2 separate regions of the Homo sapiens genome follow, and region 1 is linked to region 2. The links are chromatin loops, found by intact Hi-C in ENCODE. Cell type or tissue: heart right ventricle. All regions are shown on one strand.

Region 1 (2,500 bases), 51 kb before region 2:
TCTTTTTTTGAGACAGTGTCTCGCTCTTGGGGCCCAGGCTGGAGTGCAGTGGTGCTACTGCGGCTCACTGCAACCTCTGCCTCCTGGGTTCAAGCGATTCTCCTGCTTCAGCCTCCCAAGTAGCTGGGATTACAGGTGCTCATCACCACGCCCAGCTAATTTTTCTATTTTTAATAGAGACCAGGTTTCATCATGTTGGCCAGGCTCTTCTCTCTACTGTGATAATTTGATTAGCTCCTTTATGTTCCAGCTTGAACGTATGTATGGTAGGTTAATCCTCCCAAATCACTGGGGAAGCCATTTATCATTGAAATTTTACAAATGGGGAAGCTGAGGCGAAGTGATTTTCTCAATGTCACACAGAGAAAAAGTAGTTTCAGTAGGACTCAAAACCAGGGCTTTGAGTCAAGTTAACGACTTTTCCACCATTTTACAGCTGCCTTCATGGGTAAAGCAACTTAGTTCTCTTAAAGACACAGGACCAACATGCAGGAGACTCAGACAGTTGTAGGTGCCTGAGAGTAACAGCAGCAAGCCAGCAACTCTCCAAAAGCAGTCGCTAATTAATAAGTGCAGGCACTCAGAAGCCTCGCTGTCCCCTCTCTGAAGACAGATGGCAACGGCACCCTGGCCCTTCCTACCTAACTCCAGCTGCTCTTCCATTTCTCTCAATAAAGTGAAGAAATTCCTTTTGAATTTTTCTGTACAGATTCTAACAGGAAAGAAAAATGGGAGCTGGATGAAGAGCTGATTATTCTATATAAATTATAAAATATCTTTAAACATTGCTTGGGATCATTTTCCAGTTCTCATAAAAATGTCTCTCCTTTGTAAACATTAGTCTGCAGATTTAGAAGCACTTAGTAAAATGTCCAGTGAGACACCACAGGGATGGCCTGACTGAAAGCCATCTGAGGAACTCTGTCCCCTCTTCCTACAGCTCCAAAAGCCACCCGCTGGAAGGGGGCCCCAGGGCCATTTTCAGTGTGCCATTGAAACTATGCCACCAAGTGTGGGGGTGGAAGGAGCCTGCTGCAGCCCTGTACACTGGCAAAGCTTGCCCCACATCAAAGGGCTCTCATTCCTGCCAGGGAGACACTGATTGAGTTCTTTTGAATGGCGGAGAGATTCCCAAGTTTGCTACATGGAATGAGTGAAAATGGCCATTAATTGCTGAGCCTCAGAACTCAGGTAGACCATTCTTATTCCATTGATAGGTCACAGATATAAACAAAAACCTTATCAGCACTTGGACTTGAAGTCTAGACATTGGCTGCCTTCTCATTTCTCTTGGAATCCAGTGAGAAATAAATAATACTCCCTTTCTTGCCATGCCAGGAAGACACAAGCTACTTACGAAGAAAGACACCATTGACTCAGTGTTTTGGAATCACGGTGTGCGTAACCTAAGAGAGACCCTATGCACTACACTGGCACAGCTTTCATTTGCAACGTGAAGCGAGTTGCCCCAAGTCAGACCTCAGTTAGAACACAGGTCAACATTGGCTCTGCCCCCACTGCAGCCCACACTTTGGCTTCACCTCCCATTTTTAGAGTTAATGCAACATGTTGGCCAAAGATATTTCTTAAGAGTGCATAAAACATAACAAAGTCATCTAACACTAGTGAAAATTATTTTATTCATACCAAGCAAGGATCAAAAGGGACTGGGAAATAAATAGGCATATCCTGTTTTGTGGTTTATAAAAGTTAATAACCTCAACATGAACCCCTACTTCATATGATTCCTGGATCCTAACTCAGGACTTCAACCGATTTGGAAGCTTTTGTCTAAATAGCCCTGAAATCCCCCGATGCAGATGATCAGAGAGATAGAAATGAATCAGTTTCCCCTTCCATTTACTGGTCCCCATGACTTCCAAAAATAATACTCTGGCCCAGCTGTTGAGTAAGGCCTTAAGTTTATTTGTAGTTAGTTGAAGGAGAAGACTATAAATTAAATTCAGATGCTGTCAGGGAGAAATATCACTTCTTCCAAATTCAACACTGAAAAACCTTTCTTGTGTGTGTGCCCAAGGAGAGACTATGAGAGGGAGGCAGCTTTGCCTCCACTGCATGGAAAGGGCTTGGAACCAGCGGAGCTGTCCAAGTGAGGCTTCCATTCTCTAAGCCGGTCCACATGGAGCCCTCACTCTGTTGCCCAAGGTGGCTGAGACACCGCCAGCCTGGCTGTGGGGTGTGGCCACCTAGAGCCCTGGGGTGAAGAAGCCATGAGAAGGACCACGTGCCCTTTGCCAGACCAAGCCTGTCCACCCAATGGAACCTGCTGGCCCAAGCATTAGGGGCCATGTCCTGCTACCAAATACCATTTCATTGGCTTCTGTGATAATTTGCTTGGCTTTGAATGCTGAATCTTGTCCAAAGGCATCAGGCTTACAAAGGTGGACATCAGAGCAGAAATCCAGGAGCCTGGTCCCGGGCTCCACACCTGGTTCTGCCTCCTAAGAGCTCTCGGACAAATGCCTCCCTGTTTCTGGGT
Region 2 (2,500 bases):
CTATCATTAAGTAAAAACACTAGGAATCTCTGTGCAGGAAAATTTCAACATCAGTATTAAAGAAATGAGCTTAAAGGAAAATATGTAAGCTTCTACAAAGGCTTAGCTTTGAAGGCTGCCTTTTCCAGATATAAAAATAGATGGCTAAAATGTAAAATCGATTCTAATGGCAAGCAGACCTTTGCACTCACTATGCGCAGGAGAGAAACCTGAATATTTGACTTAGCAGCACCTTGGGAGTAGGCAGACCAGAACCCTCCAATAACCTTGGAAATCTCCACTTCTTGCAGAAAAGAATCAAATGCTCAAATAAGGTGGCATATCTGCTCAGCCCTCTTTCATCCCTGTAAGTAAGTATCATGATTAGAAGATGTCAATAATTTTCCAGAATGCAGGTTATCTTTTCTAAGCACCCAACACGTGAGGAGGTCACTAGGGTCAGGTCTCCCAGGGAGCTCAGGCTCTCTTCCAGCCAGGGGCCAGTCCACCTCCTCTGCTTTCTCCTGGATGAGGCTTTTCCTAGGGCAGGGGAAAGCAACAGGTTCCAGGCTGAGCAAGGGGGACCACTACCTTCTAACCCCCTACACACTCATACTCACACTCACACATACTCATAACACATGTGCACACTCACACTTATGCACTCAAACTCACATTCACACAAACTGTTACACAGTCATGCACACACTCGCACACCCAGGTTAGTCTCCCTGAACCCAGAGAGGTGTGGGAGTCCTGAAGAATGAGCTGGATAAAGAAGGCAGCCCCAGGATCTCCTGGGCAGACTCAGCTGTCCCCGAGGCAAGACGCAGTTTGCATGTTGGCCAAGGTTATTATCTTGTCGCCCCTGGAAGCCGAGCTCCTCCCAGAAAGTCCAGGATCAAAGTGGACTCAGGCAGCGGGAGCCCCCAGCCTGCCCTGGGGCACAAGCCAGCCAGCAGGAGGTGAACAGTGTGCGGGCACCACAGAAGAAGCTCGGTGGGGGTCCCAGTGGTGAGAGGCAGGGCTGAATCCAGACCCCAGTCCCCCCACCTCCACCCTGGCTGCGAGTCACCGCCCCGAGCCCCTGTGCCCAGCAACCCAAGCTGGGAGTGCTGTGAACCAGGCCAGCTCCCCTTGGGAGGGCAGAGTACTACAGCCCTACTGAAGGAGTTTTTAGCATAGGCCACCAACCTTTAGTAGGACTGACAGGCCCCAACCCCAGCATCCGCGGGGCTTGGAGGCAGGTGAGCTGAGTCCAGGGAGCCCAACCTGCAAGAGCCTATGCTCAGGGCAAGGTCGCAGGCAATCGCTGCTGGCACTTCATTCCGCCACTGGTGCCAAGTCACAGAGTGGACCGAGCTGGCTGCAGGGAACCACATGCCTAACTCTTCCAACAGTCACAGTGAGCTGCTGTCCCTTGGAGAGCGGGATGGGGGATGGGGAAGAGGGTGTCCATCCTCCAGGAACAGTGGCGAGGAGGACGGTGGATAGAGGGACTGGGAGGGAGCAGAGCGGCCTTTAACCTTAGTGCCACTCCCCAGGACCCCTCCCCGGTCTGCACTGAGGACCATAAATCACGCTTCATGCTAAAAGCCCTTTGTTAACTCGGTCACTAGCTTCCAATTCACAAATAGTAAATGTGCCAGGCACAGTGCCAAGCGCTTAGGATACAGAGATGATCCCTGAGCAGTGACACCCTCTGTGTGTAAGGCACCTGAAGAATCCCTTTCCCAAATCGCTTTTCAAGCTGGCGGGGAGAGAGGTGCATATCCGCTCTGTGGAAGCTTAGCTCTTCATCTATGCGAGTGAGACTAGACCCCTGCAAAATGGAAACTCAAACTGCAAAGTAGAGAACGAGGCCAGCATCCACCCGTGGGTCCCTCCTGCTGCCCCGGGACCCCGCCTGGCCACACCTTCCCTCCACTCGGAGCGCCTTTCTGGGTTTTCCGCTGAGGTTTGTTGAAAAGACGCCTCCCAGACTCTTCACTCACGAAGTGTGTTACAAAAACTCTCCCGGCAACTGTCCTGACCCTCACCAATCACGCTACAGCCCCCATTCGATTGCTTGCACAAAGAAAACATTTAACACAGGTGTGATCAACCTCGGTCAAGATGCAGAGTCATCAACCTCGGTCAAGATGCAAAAAGGTGGCCTTTTCTGCGAAGGCCACGCCCTCTGTAAATACAGTTACTACTTGGTGAAAAGCGCTCTACTTCCTAGCTCTTGTTGGTGAGAGGGAGAGCAAAGAACCAGGGCCCGGCATTCTTACGAGAGGAATTCAATGTCACAGGCACTGCCTGTTTGAGGAGAAGATCAGAAACGGTCCGACTCCCAGAACGCAGCACCCAGTTGCTTTGCACGCCAGGCCAGTCCTGGGGAAACGGTGCAACGCTTGTCTGGGCGTCGAGGAGGCTCCCTTGCGGTCCTCCCTGGGCCCTTGCCAGTCCCAAGGAGTTCCAACCCTGCTTTCTAACCCTTTAAAATCTGGAGAGGGCGGCCGCTGGGAGGCGGGACTAG

Evidence for each region. Peaks named below come from ENCODE experiments on the same cell type or tissue, not always from the same donor. Only the 100,000 strongest peaks of a DNase experiment are listed, where the experiment ranks them.
Region 1: it touches region 2 in a loop (4-fold over the local background); 4 of 110 quality-filtered maps call a loop at or near these places.

The regions. Positions count from the first base shown.
Region 1 is chr18:11,093,987-11,096,486 of GRCh38, forward strand. All of the region lies in intron 1 of PIEZO2 (piezo type mechanosensitive ion channel component 2), which reads right to left. Among named protein-coding and RNA genes, the nearest start is that of PIEZO2, 54 kb to the right of the region's middle. In heart right ventricle, no CTCF peak of the experiment used is centred here; no DNase peak of the experiment used is centred here.
Region 2 is chr18:11,145,414-11,147,913 of GRCh38, forward strand. The region is part of intron 1 of PIEZO2 (piezo type mechanosensitive ion channel component 2); the gene reads right to left. It overlaps LOC124904249 (a long non-coding RNA gene), which reads right to left. Exons shown (of 2, transcript XR_007066288.1): 1 at 1-2,500. Among named protein-coding and RNA genes, the nearest start is that of PIEZO2, 2.9 kb to the right of the region's middle. In heart right ventricle, no CTCF peak of the experiment used is centred here; a DNase peak (open chromatin) is centred at 1,318; H3K27me3 peaks cover 2,500 bases.